Linked DNA regions of Homo sapiens: region 1 is linked to region 2. A link is an interaction called in ENCODE POLR2A ChIA-PET data of the cell type or tissue named here. Cell type or tissue: Caco-2. All regions are shown on one strand. Links, peaks and the distances in the headings refer to the core of each region. The heading gives the core; the rest is flanking DNA. Region 1 holds the start of SLC26A4 (solute carrier family 26 member 4). Region 2 overlaps DUS4L-BCAP29 (DUS4L-BCAP29 readthrough).

Region 1 (8,338 bases), core at 21-8,020, 66 kb after region 2:
CTTATTTTTGTAACACCATAAAAGACATATACTATTTATGTCCCTAGGGAGCATATCTTATAACTGGAGAAGAAAATAAAGTAGCATACAGTAAACAAATAGAAAACAATTGAGTGCAAGATAAAAATAACAACAAAAAACCAAGAAAACAATTGAGTGCAAAACTGTATGATTACTGAGAATAAGCCCAATAAGTTGCTCAGAGAAGAAGAGATCAGAAATATAGAAAGAAAGTTCAGTTCAGTTCTCTTTTTGTATAAGTATGACAAAAATTTAGCATTTGCTATCTTGAGAAAATTAACACGCATAATGAAATAAAAGCTCAGGATTAGGCCTGGCTCAAGTGATCCTCCCGCCTCAGCTTCTCAAAGTGTTGGGATTACACTGTGAGCCACAGCGCCCAGCCAACATGTTTGCATTCTTTTGCAATTCTTCTGATTTGAGAACATTTTAAATTGTAAAAAAAAAAAAAAAAAGAAAAAATTTATACCACAATATTCGCTCTCAGACAAAAATAATGTAGCAAGATTGACTGCTCTTAAGTTAAATAAACGAAGGATTCAATTAAATCATTCTTGTAGCACACGTAGTCACTCAAAAGCATAGATACTCTGTCAGGTGTGGTGGTGTGCACCTATAGTCCCAGCTATTCTGGAGACTGGGAGTTCAAGTCCAGCCTGGGCAAAATAGCAAGATCCCATCTCTAAAAAAGAAAAAAAAGGCATAGATACACTATAAATTTATGTAAATATCTATATTTTATTAATTATAGAATTCTATTATAAAACTCATTTTATGAATCACAAAATACGCTATCAATTAAACTATAATATATAGTAGATCATCAATTATAACATGAACCCTGATAAAATGTGAAAAATCTGTATTTTATAATCAGTGAAATAAGATACACATTTTGTGACCATTTGATTAGTGTCTACTGCACCCATAAATATGAGGCCAGGGTATAAGCTTTTGTTCATCATTGTACCCACAGCCAGCACAAATAATTTCCTAATAAATCCTTGAATGAATGAATGAATGAACAGGTGAATGCGTAATCAAACAAGGGAGTTTGTCTTACACTGCAAATGCCTAAATGATAAATAAGAAAATGCCTTTTAAAAAAGTATTAACTGCTAAATAAGTACTGTAAAGTATCAATAATATTGTCTGATATTTATTTTTAAGTGATGCATCTATTTCTTTGGAAAGAAGTCCTGAATATTTTAAAAGTCTGATAAATAAGAACCACCCACCTCTGTGTGAAACAGGAGAAGGTTGCCTTATAAAGCCCAAGTGAGTAATCTAAGGTGTTTAATATCACAATTAAATAGGGTGGAGAGAGCAAGCTGTTATTTCCTCCTACTCTTCTGTTTTTAAAAAGCCAAATTCAAACGGTCTGCCTTTTACCTATGAGAAAAGCAGTTCTATACCCTTATAGAATCCTGTAACAGAGATACCATTTTGTTCTGCCCCAGCTATTTCTGCTATGGAAAAGCATTGAACAGAAAAAAGCAATTATCTTCATCCAGATACATGCAGGACTTATTATATTGTGATTATTGAACCAAACTCTTATATAGAGAGATGCATTTCAAATAAGAATTCTATTAGCCAAGCTAAGTTACTCTTTTGCCTCCTGTTGTTACTCAAGTCTTTTCTCTTCTGTCCTTCTGCCAGCCTTACCCCACTCCTTAATCCTCTGAACCAGCAAACCATTGCCAAGTTCTGATGCAAAGTGGTTTATAGGCCTGACTGGACCAGACTAAAAGTGTTCAAAATAGCAAGCAACAAGGAGCAGAAATCCATATTAGAATGGGATATGGACTATATTTATATTGGTACAGAATGCCTTCAATAAAGAGTTGTGAGTTGTGTAGGTGAGTTGCCATGGAGCTACAAATATGAGTTGATATTCTGAAATCCTAGACAGCCATCTCCAAGGTTAAGAAAAATCCTTATGCACTCACTTGCAAAGATATCCACAGCATGCTCTTAATGGAGAAAAACAAAGCCTTAGATCAAATATGTAAAGTAATTTTTAGTTTTTTGAAAAGGTATGTTTGGGCTATAGATAAATCTGTTCAAAAAACATGAGAGAAGATAATAATGGTTGAAAGGAGACACAGTGCTTGCCCTCAAGAAGTTTTTGTCTAGTGAGGGAGAGAGAACTTGTATGTAAATAAAATTGTGTTACTAAGGTAGATAGTGAGAAGTAACTTAAGAGAGGATCAGATAAGGTATTAAGAGAATACAGAAAAGGGTCTGGATTAATTCTGAACAGCATCAAAGAATGTTCTTGCAAGAGATAGTGTTTTCACCAGATCTTGAAGGTATGGATGAGGGTATACAGAGTGAGTATATTCAGATTCTACTTTAAAACAAATACTTTCCTCTGTTGTAGTGGAGTTGAGCTATACATCCAACAATAATGAAAAAATACACGCATATATACATATATGGAGAGAGATACATATTTTAGTACATGTAGCAATTGATTAATAAATGTACAGTTTAAGTCGCATGCAAAACCTTGGAGTGATAGCAAACTTCATTGTAGGATGTTTAGCAGCATCTCTGGTCTCTACTCACTAGATCCCAATAGCATCTCCCTAGGTGTGACAACCAAAAATGTCTCCAGGCATTGACCTCTGGAGGCAAAAAAAGCCCTTTATTAAGAACCAGTGGTATACATAAGTAAAACATACACAAGAGATTCCTCCCCTCTTCTCTGTATGTGAATAAAAATTGCAAAGTTCATGACCTGGATTTTCCTTTTAGGTTTCTTCTTTAGTGGTTCTTAACTTCATTGGGTGAAGTAAGCCTTTGAAGATCTGTTGAAAGCTGTTGACTCATTCACTTCTCAGGAAAACGCACATGCTGACTACCATTTCAGAGAATTTGCATCAGGGTTCTCTGGGGAGGAGTTCTGAGTTCTGTTTCCAGGAGCTCGTAGAATTGTCATGGTCTGCATATGCAAGGCAGGTGGATTACGGAAGGTTGATGTACAGAGGTCTGTATTTTGGAGCCTCTTCTGTATTTACTTCAGAACACTAACAATCAGGCGAGAATGTTCTGGTTTATCAAACCCTTCCTTCTGCCTTTCATCTTAACCATGCATTAGTTTTAACAAAGTTCATCCCAACAGAAGACAAAACACTGATGAGGTAGGATAGCTCCAGCTCCTCCTCCCTCTCTTCTAGTCTTGATTTCCATGTAGTCCAGTTTATTCCTTCCCTGATTGTCCAGGAGAATGAGAAAAAGAAAAAACAGAGTCTAGTGGGTAAGAAAGGGCCACCTGGACGGCTTGATTTGGATTGTGAAATAAAACACACACACATGCACACGTAGAATAAGTGGCTAAAATCTGAGTAAATCGTGAACTCTCTGTATCCTCCACCCATTGAATACTCCTAAAAGACTTTCTAGAAATTCAAGGACTTATTAATATAGAAACCTGGCCATTGTTCCTCTTCTCCTCCCCATGTGGTATGAGAGCACCTGTGGCAGGCTCCCAGAGACCACGGACCTCTTCCTCTAGGCGGGCTCTGCTCTTCTTTAAGGAGTCCCACAGGGCCTGGCCCGCCCCTGACCTCGCAACCCTTGAGATTAGTAACGGGATGAGTGAGGATCCGGGTGGCCCCTGCGTGGCAGCCAGTAAGAGTCTCAGCCTTCCCGGTTCGGGAAAGGGGAAGAATGCAGGAGGGGTAGGATTTCTTTCCTGATAGGATCGGTTGGGAAAGACCGCAGCCTGTGTGTGTCTTTCCCTTCGACCAAGGTGTCTGTTGCTCCGTAAATAAAACGTCCCACTGCCTTCTGAGAGCGCTATAAAGGCAGCGGAAGGGTAGTCCGCGGGGCATTCCGGGCGGGGCGCGAGCAGAGACAGGTGAGTTCGCCCTGAAGATGCCCACACCGCCCGGCCCGGGCTCCACTCCCGGGGAGGCCTCGAGGGTTGCGGATGGGACTCTTAAGTGGTCACGGATCAGGTGGGCAGGGGGCAGTACAGCTTTCTTTCTGAGACGCCGAGAGCGAACAGGCTGCTCGGAAAACAGGACGAGGGGAGAGACTTGCTCAATAAGCTGAAAGTTCTGCCCCCGAGAGGGCTGCGACAGCTGCTGGAATGTGCCTGCAGCGTCCGCCTCTTGGGGACCCGCGGAGCGCGCCCTGACGGTTCCACGCCTGGCCCGGGGGTCTGCACCTCTCCTCCAGTGCGCACCTGGAGCTGCGTCCCGGGTCAGGTGCGGGGAGGGAGGGAATCTCAGTGTCCCCTTCCAGCCTTGCAAGCGCCTTTGGCCCCTGCCCCAGCCCCTCGGTTTGGGGGAGATTTCAGAACGCGGACAGCGCCCTGGCTGCGGGCCATAGGGGACTGGGTGGAACTCGGGAAGCCCCCAGAGCAGGGGCTTACTCGCTTCAAGTTTGGGGAACCCCGGGCAGCGGGTGCAGGCCACGAGACCCGAAGGTTCTCAGGTGCCCCCCTGCAGGCTGGCCGTGCGCGCCGTGGGGCGCTTGTCGCGAGCGCCGAGGGCTGCAGGACGCGGACCAGACTCGCGGTGCAGGGGGGCCTGGCTGCAGCTAACAGGTGATCCCGTTCTTTCTGTTCCTCGCTCTTCCCCTCCGATCGTCCTCGCTTACCGCGTGTCCTCCCTCCTCGCTGTCCTCTGGCTCGCAGGTCATGGCAGCGCCAGGCGGCAGGTCGGAGCCGCCGCAGCTCCCCGAGTACAGCTGCAGCTACATGGTGTCGCGGCCGGTCTACAGCGAGCTCGCTTTCCAGCAACAGCACGAGCGGCGCCTGCAGGAGCGCAAGACGCTGCGGGAGAGCCTGGCCAAGTGCTGCAGGTAGCGGCCGCGCGGGCCTGCGTAGAGAGAAGCGGAGCGGGGCGTCCACGCCTTGGGGAGGGAAGGGCGTCCCCAGCGGGCGAGAGTGGGGTGCGGGCGGCGGAGCCCCTGGGCGCCAGCTGCTTCTCCCAGAGGCCCGACTTTCGGTCTCCGGTCCTCCACGCCGCCCTTCTGGTGGGAGGGTGGCTCCATCAGTCTCGGGCCCGAAATGAACTTACCTGGGAAACTCGCCTTTGGGGAGAGTGGGTTCTAGGAGCCCCGTCTCTCTTTTTCCTCTCTGAAGGAAACTTGGAGTGCCTCTTGGGGTACAGTGGGTCCCTGTTGCCTTCTTGGGAGCTTGTTTAAATGAAATGAATAGGGAAACCCAGCTCTTGACCAGGAGGAGTCCTTGAAACACTCAAGCTAAGTAGGCGGGCTACCATTCAGTTAGAGACCAGGATGCAAGCTAGAACCCAGGGGAGCGCGGGGTGTGCCAAGTACTTCATCAGCAGGCTGTGGGACCCCTGGGGAAAGCCACCCTCAGTCTCTAAACCCAAACATGCCGTAACTAGATGTCACAAACATAAAGAAATTAGAGTTTCTAAAACCTTTCATTATAGAACATTTCAAATATATGCATAAGTAGACGTAGTAGTATAATGAACTCCCCACCCCCACCGTTTTTAACCCATCACTCGGCCTCAACTGTGATCAAATCCAAGTTACTCTTGTTTCTTGTATCTACACCTACTTGCTCCCTCCAGTATTATTTTTAAGCAAATCTCATATAGCATACTGTCTTTATGTATTTTACTGCATATCTTTAAAGACTCTTAAAAAATATAACCACATTTCATGATCACACCTTAATATCTAAAAATAACCTCCTAATATCAAAAATTGAGTCATTATTAAAATGTCCAATCGTCCCATAAATGCCTTAATTAAAAAACAATTTATTCAAATCAGGAGTTATACCACCTACTTTTGATATTTTTCTTTCATCTGTAGGTCACTGAATTTAAAAACTACCAAGTAGCAAGGTATAAGGTATACATTCCTCATGCTAAGATTTTTGTAAAAACTAGCTCCAGGCTTGTATTGCCAAAATATACTCAGTGTGTTTATCTTCTTTAAAGAAAATAATAATAATAAGGCGCCTGGATTAGGAGTCTGAAAAGTAATCTCCATTTAGAGACTCCACATCCATCAGTCTCTGGCTGGACCAGAAAATAGGTTTTTGTGTAGGAATATTTTTTCAGAGGATTAAAAATGTGAGCGAGGGGTGGGACACTTAATCCTGTGTTCTCTAGAAGAGTGCATTTAAAAGGATAGATACAGTTCTTGGCAAAAGCATGGTAAGCACTTCAGGGTTATTATTTTCCAGGAAATACTTATCCTTTTTCCAAATAGTTATAAACATCAGCAGAATCCAGTTCATAACTTTGTGATTTGCAAATTGGTTGTGACTGAGATTGGATTGAAAACCCAGTTTTCTTGCTTTTTGACAGTTGTTCAAGAAAGAGAGCCTTTGGTGTGCTAAAGACTCTTGTGCCCATCTTGGAGTGGCTCCCCAAATACCGAGTCAAGGAATGGCTGCTTAGTGACGTCATTTCGGGAGTTAGTACTGGGCTAGTGGCCACGCTGCAAGGTAAGATGTTGGCAGATTGAGAGTTCTGGTCTCCAGCAGGAGTTTAACACTTCTCCCCAGCTACCATAGGTCTGTGACAGATGGTTGCTTACCCTTCAAGGCCTGTATCTTTCCTGTAGAGCCCCTTAGTGGAGAGAGTCACCTCTCTTCTCCCCTTCCTTAGAGTTCTCTTCCTGGGAAACTGCTGCCCCACTAGGTGCAGAGGTCCAATTTAGAGGCATATACTAGGCAGTGGCTTCTCAATTTTTTTAAATTTTATTTTATTTGAGACGGGGGCTCGCTCTGTCACCTAGGCTGGAGTGCAGTGGCGCAATCCTGGCTCACTGCAAGCTCCGTCTCCCGGGTTCACGCCATTCTCCCGCCTCAGCCTCCCCAGTAGCTGGGACTACAGGCGCCCGCCACTACGCCCGGCTAATTTTTTGTATTTTTAGTAGAGACGGGGTTTCACCGGGTTAGCCAGGATGGTATCGACCTCCTGACCTCGTGATCCGCCTGCCTTGGCCTCCCAAAATGCTGGGATTACAGGCGTGAGCCACTGCACCCAGCCAGCTTCTCTATTTTCATTGACCACAATTCAATAAGAAATGTGTAAAGAGTTTCAAGTCAAGATTTAAAAAAAAAAAAGAAATGTGTTACATCCTGATATATACATATATATCTAAAGTTCCTGTGAAATATTTATTATAACAATGTGCTAATCTTTCACTTTGTTCTATTATGCTTAGGTTTTTTAAATGATGATTGCAGCACATTAAATTATTTTATATCCACACGTGGATCTTTTTTGTTGGTTTGTTTTGCTTTGCTTTTTAGAGATACAGTCTTGCTCTGTCACCCAGGCTGGTGTGCAGTGGCACGATCTTGGCTCAATGCAACCTCTCTGCCTCTCGGGTTCAAGTGATTCTTGTGCCTCAGCCTTCTGAGTAGCTGGGGCTACAGGCATGTGCCACCATGTCCAGCTAATTACTGTATTTTTAGTAGAGATGGGGTTTCGCCATGTTGGCCAGGGTGGTCTGGAACTCCTAACCTCAAGTGATCCGCCCTCCTTGGTATCCCAAAGTACTGTGATTACAGGCATGAGCCACCATGCCCAGCCTCCCACACGTGGATCTTGAGGTGTAGTTTGAAACTGGCTTAAGGAAAAGTGAAGGGAGCTTCCTAGCCTGGACTCCACATGAATGTTTTGCCTGCCCCTCATCCCTTTTTAAAAAAATTCATCCTCTTATTTTAATGTGTGGGAAAATGTGCCAACATAGGTGGTTATTTGTTCTTTTATAAACTGAGTTCATACCATAATATTCCCATAAGCATCTTAGAAATCTGTTGTATAGTTGGTGCCTAGCAGCATGGCATTCTCCTCTGTCCCCTATCCCCACCATCTCGTTTCTGCCCCACCCCCAACACCCTGACCAATTTCCCAAAGACCCTGAATCATGAAAACAGAAATATCGTTATTTATTATAATTTGTGAAACACCTAATATGTTCCAGGCACTAGGTATGCTGACACGAATAAGATGCATCCTCTGCTTCCAAGGAACTCATAGTCCAATGGAGAAAGAGAAAACAATTCAATGTGATAAGGGCTGTGGCAGGGGAGTGCAAATTACTTGCTAAGGGAGTGCAAATGAGGTTCACTCAAAGCGGTCTTAGGGGATCTTGAATAGCTTCCTGGAAGTTGAATGTCAAAGCTGAGTTTCCCTGATGGCTAAGTCTGAGTTTGCCAAGTGATGGGAAGTAGGGTGGGGTGGGGATGGCTTGAAAATAGACTATTTCAGAAGCTAGTAATGAATGTTGAGCAATATTGTGAGCTAAAATTTGGCTATGGAGCTTTCAAGATTGCTCAGATCAGGCCAGGTAGATGCCCGAA
Region 2 (8,338 bases), core at 240-8,239:
AGTGAGACGTGATCACATCACTGCACTCCAGCCTGGGTGACAAAGCGAGACCCTGTCTCAGAAAAAAAAAAAAAAAAGAAAGAAAGAAAGAAAGAAATAATCCTAAAGTATCTACAAGAAAGTTATTATGTCAAAGAAATTAATATAGTGGGGTCACAAAATACAGGTGGGTCAGTATACAAAAATTCAGTGTATCAGTAATTGTATTTCTATACTATAAGCAGTAAACAATAGGCAAATGACATTTTTAAAAATTCCTTTTCTAAGTACACCAAGAAGCCTAAAAACCTTAGAAATAAACTTTATAAAAGAGGCACAACAGCTCTATACAGAAAACTACAAAAACATTGCTGAAAGAAAATCAAAATAAATGGGGATTTTTCATCAGTTGGAATACTCAATATTATTAAAATGTTTGTTCTTCCAAAATTCTACGGACATAACACAGTCCCTGTCAGAAACCCAACAGGCATTTTTGTAGCAGTTGATCAGTTGCTTCTAAAATTTATGCAGACATGCAAAGAACTCATAAAACAGTCAAAAAATCTTTACAAATAACAAAATTGGGAGACTCACACTACCAGATTTCAACAGTAAAGGGGAAAATAAAAACAGGTTAGTGGGCTTTATCTAATCAGCTGAAAGCCTTAATAGAACAAAGATTGACCTCCTCTGAGCAAAAAGGAATTTTGACCGCAGGTTGCCTTTGGACTCAAGATGTATTTCTTCCCTGGATCTCCAGACTGCCAGTCTACCCTCCAGATTTTAAACTTAACAAGCCTCTACGAGCATATGAGCCAGTTCCTTAAAATAAATCTCGAGCTCTCTCTCTCTCTTTCTCTCTCTGTCTGCCCCCTGTACCACTTTTCCCCATACACACATACACACACACACACACCCTATTGGTTCTTTTTCCCTGGAGAACCCTTACATCTTAACTAAGTAATCAAATTTAGCATCAAAAAGTATGAGACAAACTAACATTACACAGCATAAACTATGAGGGATTCTTGCCAAAAGTATTAAACCTTATCCAATCAAGTATTTGTTTTATTTTATTTTTACTTTCTGAGGCCTGGCAGAACCAATCAAGTCTGACTTCTGGTTTTCTAAAAATACAGGAGTTAGAGAAAGAAATTGGACTACACTCAGACAAATTCAGAATGTGAGAACTTTCTTTGTGCTTATTTTTTTTTTAATATTTAAAAAAAGAGACAGGGTCTTGCCATTTTGCGCATGCTGGTCTCCATCTCCTGGCCTCATGCTATCCTTCTGCCTCTGCCTCCCAAAGTGCTGGGATTACAGGTGTTAGCCACCACACCCAGCCAGAATGTGAGAACTTTCTAGAAAACAATTGGCCTGGCACCTTTTTAAAAAAGTATTATATGTCAAGAGACTACAGAAACATAACTATATGTAATGAGTATCCATTATAAAATTCTCAGTTTGAAAAAAATTCTATGAAAGACATTTGGGAGACAAATAAAGCAAATAACCCAATTTAAAAATGGGTAAAGGATCTGAATAGATATTTTTCCAAAGATGATATACAAATGATCAACAAGCACATGAAAAGATGTTCAACAGCATTAGCTATCAGAGAAATGCAAATAAAAACCACAAAGAAATGCCACTTTACACCCACTAGGATGACTATAATCAAAAATATAATAACAAGTGTTGCTGAGGATATGGAGAAATTGGAACCAACATACACTGCTTGTGGGAATGTAAAGTAGTACAGCTGCTTTGGAATACAGTTTGGCAGTTCCTCAAAAATTAAACATAGAGTTACCATATGGCCCAGCAGTTCATCTCTTAGGTATGTACCAAGAGAAATGAAAGCACATGTCGATATAAAACTTGCACATGAATGTTCGTAGCAGCGTTATTCATAATAGCCGGAAGGTGGAAACAGCTCAATGCCATCAACCAATGAATAGATAAACCAAATGTTACCACATTCATACAATGGAATATTATTCAGCCATAAAAGTAATGAAGTACTGACACATACTACAGTGCAGACGAACTTTGAAAGCATTATGCTAAGTGAAGGAAGCCAGACACAAAAGAGCAGATAGTATATGATTCAGTTTATATGAAATGTCTAGAACAGGTAGTTCTGTAGAGACAGAAAGCAGATTGCTGGTCACCAGGAGCTGAGGGATGTGTATAGATTTTCTTTGTGGGGTGACCAAAATGTTCTGAAATTAGATAGTGGTAATGGTTATACAACTTTGTGAATATACTAAAAACTACTGAATTATACATTTTAAAGAGGTAAATTTTTATGGTATGTGAATTACATCTCAATAAAGCTGCTAAAAATAAAATAGTAGTCAAAAAGGCCCCAGTTTTCTAACTGGAGTCTCCTTGTGTGGCAATAACTCTTACCCAAGACTTCTGTTGGTCGCATGAAAGGGGAGCATTCAAACTTGTTCATATACTTCCACTGGCTTTTGAGACCTTATAAGGCAGATGCCTTCCCTAGTACATACAAGAATCCAGGAACTAAGAATGCACTCAATGTAGACCCTTATAAGCTGATATCTATTTTCCACTGGAAAGAAGTGGTTCCCCTGCATCTGAGACTTCCCAGAACTGAAAGCATCAAAGGAGCAGCTATCTGAACCTTTCCAGTAGCAGCTGCTATGCACTAGTCGGAGGAGTGTATGCCACCACAGATCAAATCCCATGTTAACAAACTTATGCCAGTGGAAATTTCAGTATAACCAAATATTTTGAAAATCTCAATCATTTAAAGTAATAATATGTAATAAAATGCTAGTGTAGTAAGAGAAATGGGATAGTCTCTTGGAATTGATTGTAATGGGATATGACATCTGTCATTGTCAATAGGCTGAATTTTAGTCATCTTAGAGACAGAAAATGTAAAGGATAATAGTTTGCAGTGTAGTTAGAGATGAGAAACAATAAAATGATGGTAAGTACTAGATGAATAATTTTAAAAATGCTATAGTAATTCAAAATTTGCTACTAGTGTCCATTTATAGAGCACCTACTTTGAGCATGAAAAGTTCCCGGGTACTGTAGACGGAATGACATAAAGGTCGCCTCTGCCTAAAGTCCATTATTTAAAAGTTTGGTCAGTTTTTCTAAAACTGCTTTCCATTTTTAACAAGCTTATATTCGTAAAAGCCAAAAGTACTGTTTTCTTTTGTTCTGTAATAGATGCTGTGAGAGAAGTAAGGAAATATTCCTCAGTTCATACCATTGAGAAGAGCTCCACCAGCAGACCTGATGCCTATGAACACACACAGATGAAACTTTTTAGGTCTCAAAGAAATCTTTACATTTCTGGATTTTCCCTATTTTTTTGGCTGTAAGTAAAAAATAATAATAGAAGCACAATTTAAAAACATGACTTATGCTTTCCTTTCTCATTTTGTCCACCTTTACTGTAGATTTTTTTTTTTTTTAAGAGAGACAACCTTTCGCTCTGTTGCCCAGGCTGCAGTGCAGTGGTGCCTTCATAGCTCACTGTAACTTCAAACTCCTGGGTTCAAGTGATCCTGCCTCTTCAACCTCTCATTTCTAGGACTACAGGCGGCACACCACCATGTAGGGCTAATTTTTAAATTTTTTGTAGAGATGGGGTCTCACTGTGTTGCCCAGACTGGTCTCAAACTCCTGGCCTCAAGTGATCCTCCCACCTCAGCCTCCCAAAGTACGGAGATTACAGTCACTGTACCCAGCCTACTGTAGTTTTGTTTGTTTGTTTGTTTGTTTGTTTTTTAAGATGGAGTCTCGCTTTGTCGCCCAGACTGGAGTGCAGTGGCGCGATCTCGGCTCACTGCAAGCTCCACCTCCTGGGTTCACACCATTCTCCTGCCTCAGCCTCCTGAGTAGCTGGGAGTACAGGCGCCTGCCACTGTGCCCTGCTAATTTTTTTGTATTTTCAGTAGAGACAGGGTTTCACTGGGTTAGCCAGGATGGTCTCGATCTCCTGACCTCATGATCCTCCCGCCTCGGCCTCCCAAAGTGCTGGGATTACAGATGTGAGCCAACGCGCCCGGCCTGTAGATTTTTTTATAACATCTTTGTAAAAGAATTCAGATGATATACCCAAATAACAAACAGTAGTTAACAGCTTGTAGGTTTGCCCAGTCCATAAGGCCCTGAATGATTAGGCTCCTGCCTCTCTTTGGAGCCTTGTCTCATACGTGTCTCTGAGATGTACAATACATTCCACCCTTACAGACCTTCACCATTTATTCATTCATTCCATCTTGCAACAGATATTGATTGAGTTCTGTGGTGTACCTAACTCTTTCCCATTTTAGGGTCTTTACACAAGCTCTTCCTTTTGCCAGAACACTCTTTTCTTTCCTCATTTCCTGGCTAACTCTTACTCATCCATTAGCCTCTTTCTCAAAGCCTTCTGTGGCCATCACTACCCACAAAGTAGGTAGGTCTTCTCTTACAGGTGCTCAAAGAATGTATATATACTTCATTTTCTAGTGTCATTCATGGTTGTAATTAAATACTGTTTTAACTTTTGCTTCCACAACTAGGAGCTAAACCCCTGAGGGCATGGACTTTGCTGTTTTCCGCTGTGTCTGCAGTGCCTGGCAGAGTGTCTTAACACTTAGCAGTTCCTGAGTAAAGGAATGTCTGCTGAATGAATAATTGAAGATAGTCATCACTATTTCTTCTAACAATGGCAGTTACACATAAACGGATGTGAATGAGCTGTTCTTCGGCTTGTTTGACCTTACACAATGTTCCTTAAATAGCAGAATTTGAACTGGGCCAAAAAAAATAATTCTCCTACTGGCCCTGTCACACTGTCTGAAATTTTCCTGTTTCTATTCCTCCAAGCTAAAGCCTTCTACAGGAAAACAAATAAGTACCACTGAACCTGTATTCTAAATGCTGGTCTTCTAACAAAGATTCCAAAGGAATGAGACACGGGCCTGTTTTTACTAAGAGACTTGAATTAAAAAAAGAATAATGGGTTCTGCCTAAACATTATCTGCCACCACCACACCTATATCTAATGGGGAGTAATTTGGCAATGACTGTTTTAAAATAAGTTTCTGGTGATTGGCCAGTAATACATTATTCTGGTTTTTTTTCTTAGAGTTTTGAGACGTCTGGTTACGCTTATTACTCAACTGGCAAAAGAACTGTCAAACAAAGGTGTACTTAAAACTCAAGCAGAAAATACTAACAAGGCTGCCAAAAAATTTATGGAAGAAAACGAAAAACTAAAAAGGGTATTTAATTTTCTTTGTAAAAATTAAATGTTGTTGGTGTTCCCGAGGAGTAATGTATTTGTTTTCAGCATCAAAAAGAGCATTTTTATATTTTATAAGCAGAAAATGACCATAATTAACAATATTTTATGTAATGATTATTTCAAGAATAGTTTTACTGTTCTTTAGAAATGCTTGTTCACACTAATATTTTTACTATTATTTAGATTTGCTTTTTCTCCATAGTGGATTTATACCATTGGACCTATTTTCTGTGATTTAAGGAGAAAATAGTATTCTGGGAATATGAATTTTAATTCCTTCATTACCGTTAAGTTTACTTTATAATCTAAAGCAAGTCTTTATAACTGTTTCTATTTCTTTTTCAGTTAAAGTATTTTTAAGCCTAGATTTTCGTTTTCTTTTAAATGATTGGTTTATAGAAAGCAGAGAAACGTCATTGATGCTAGATTGATAATTGCACATAATATTTGAAATCTTTAATGTTATTCCTTTATTTTCTATCTTTTGATCTCATTTCACAGTGGCAAAAATAAAAACACAGTCATTAAAGCTTTGATTGATAGTGTTAACTAAACTCAAAAGCACGCAGCCTTGTATTTATAGAACAACTGATCATGTACATATCTTAATTTAAAATTATACACATCATTTTGGAGTAATGATTTGTAACCATCAGAACACTGCTTTTTTTCCTCTTCAATTGTTTTTCTCTTATTCTTTAGCTCTAAGAAAATGGAAAGTGTTATTTTTTTCATACATACCATACTTAATACACTTAAATTAGTCTTGCCCTTTTAAAAAAAGCACCTTCCTCAAAATACTTTTGCAACTTTTCTCTTGGAATTGTTTTCAGAACCATTTACCCATGCAAGGAAACTTATGTCATGATTACCAATTCCTTGACCCTGCGTGATTTATTCTTTCTGTTTGTTTGTTTTCCTCTCCTTTGTTTCCATACTGTCCTGATTTGCTGCTTCCTGCATAGCTGTGACCCAATCAGAGGAGGCACAGATATGCTGGGCTAAAGCCAGTACACAGTGGGGAGAAAGTCTTTGAGCAGCACATAAAAGCAGCTGTCAGTGCCCAGAGTATAACTAATTGACCAATAAAGTGACCAACAAAGGCCATAAGTGAGAATATAAAAGATGACGTCTGTTTCAAGGTACTTCATGTAGGTTTTGAAAAATAAGCTAAGGAAAGATAAGCTTGTGAAAACACCCCCTTTGTTTTGTCCTTCCTTCCTTTCTTTCCTTTCCTCTCCTTCCCTCCCTTCCTCCCCAGACTGATCTCAAACTTTTGGCCTCAAGCAGTCTTCCCACCTTGGCCTCCAGAAGTGCTGGGATTATAGGCAAGAGTTACCGCGCCCAGCCATACCTCTTCATTCTCTATCAGAGACACATTATCCAGTGGAAACTGCATTACCCTGAGATCCGAGAGACTTAGGTGCTAGTTCCAACATGTGACCTAGCACAAATCACCTATGTTAATGGGCCTCAAAGTTCCTTAGCTATAAATAATAGTTAACATTGTGCCAGGTATTGCTTCATATGCTTCACAACAAGGTTTTTAACTGTTAATTTTCACAAAAGTCCCTTGAGTTTGGTATTGTTATTATCTGCATTTTATAGATGAGGAAATGGAGGCATAGAAAGGTTAAGTGACTTGTACAAGATCATTCAACTAATATGTGACAGAACTAAAATTTGAACCTAAGCAGCCTGACTCTAGAATCCACATTCATAACCACATTATTTTGTGCCCTCAACTCCTATGTTATCTGATAGAACAATTTCCACGTGGTACCTATGACCACTTTCTGTTCTGATATTCAGTTAAAGAAATGAAATAATTATGAAAGACCAATTAACTTTTAATTTTACTTCTTCAGTGTGATAGAGCTTTACTTTGTCCTGATTTTTTTTTCCAGCCACGTAACTTAACCAAGGTGGGATAATTTGGATTAGACAGTGAACGCTTGCATTGTTGTAGCTGGTAATCATTAAATTTCAGATTTCAGTGTTCTTGGTCTTTCTCCAGCGTCAAGTTACACATCATAAATTTAGGCAAGTTTACAGGTGCAGTAGTGAAAGCTTATTTACAAGACTAACACAAATCCACCTTTTCCAAGTCAATGGCATGAAAATTCAAGCAGTCAGCGAAAACGTTCCTGCAACTCAATGATTCTCTTCTAATTTGGGTAATCACTGGAGATTTTATGAACTGAATTCAGTGAAGTAATAGCTGGAGTTGTTTTCAACTTGAAGTAGGCAACACATTAAAAGAGATTTGGAGAAATTTTTTTCTTGTGCTGCTCTTTACAAAAAAGAAAAACTTTTAATTTGAGAAGATATGAGGCTCCTTTAGTTTCAGAATGTATTTCAATCCTCCCTTCTCCAAAAAACAGTCCTTGGGATTATATAATATATGCATTAGAGCTTTAATTCCTTCTCTGAGCTGCCTAATCTCTATATAGCACAGTAGTACTGTATTTGGTCTTGTGCTACAGTTTTTATGCTCGTTTCGTCCTTTCTACTAGATTGAAGTTATTCAAAAGTAGAGACCATGTTTCTCTTATATTTTTATCTCTTACAGCACCTTACATTGTAAAAATATTTGCATGTAGTCATTGCTCAGTAGAACTTTGTATTTTGATGAATATATTGGCTTACATTAGAAAATGAATCACCCTGCAGTGAAATTCCTCTTATGTTAGTCTGTTTAAAATTCTCCTGTGTTCCTTTTTTACCTGACTATAGAACCTGTCAGTATCAAGTTGCTGCCACTGGCCAGGTGCAGTGGCTGATGCCTGTCATCTTAGCACTTTGGGAGGCTGAGGTGAGAAGATTGCTTGAGGCCAGGAATTTAAGACCAGCCTGGGCAATACAGTATACACACACACACACACACACACACACACACACACACACGCACGCACATATATGTGCACACGTGTATATATAAATTTATATATCTATAAATTTATATATATTTATAGATCTACAAATTTATATATATAAATTTATATTAAAAATTTGTATATATATAAAATATATTTATAAATATATAAATATATTAAAAATTTATATGTATAT

The links. ChIA-PET counts read pairs that join two places held together with the same protein. Peaks named below come from ENCODE experiments on the same cell type or tissue, not always from the same donor. Only the 100,000 strongest peaks of a DNase experiment are listed, where the experiment ranks them.
Region 1: POLR2A ChIA-PET joins it to region 2 with 6 read pairs; 2 of 35 experiments call an interaction of 5 or more read pairs at or near these places.

The regions. Positions count from the first base shown.
Region 1 is chr7:107,656,967-107,665,304 of GRCh38, forward strand. It overlaps SLC26A4 (solute carrier family 26 member 4), which reads left to right and starts at 3,862. Exons shown (of 21, transcript NM_000441.2): 1 at 3,862-3,889; 2 at 4,673-4,839; 3 at 6,330-6,469. The coding sequence starts at 4,676. It overlaps SLC26A4-AS1 (SLC26A4 antisense RNA 1), which reads right to left and starts at 4,832. Exons shown (of 2, transcript NR_028137.1): 1 at 4,636-4,832; 2 at 1-3,240. In Caco-2, for the core only: no CTCF peak of the experiment used is centred there; a DNase peak (open chromatin) is centred at 4,775; H3K4me3 peaks cover 1,530 bases; H3K27me3 peaks cover 792 bases.
Region 2 is chr7:107,590,760-107,599,097 of GRCh38, forward strand. It overlaps DUS4L-BCAP29 (DUS4L-BCAP29 readthrough), which reads left to right. Exons shown (of 13, transcript NR_163941.2): 9 at 3,196-3,346; 10 at 5,108-5,243. It overlaps BCAP29 (B cell receptor associated protein 29), which reads left to right. Exons shown (of 8, transcript NM_018844.4): 4 at 3,196-3,346; 5 at 5,108-5,243. Among named protein-coding and RNA genes, the nearest start is that of BCAP29, 15 kb to the left of the region's middle. In Caco-2, for the core only: no CTCF peak of the experiment used is centred there; no DNase peak of the experiment used is centred there.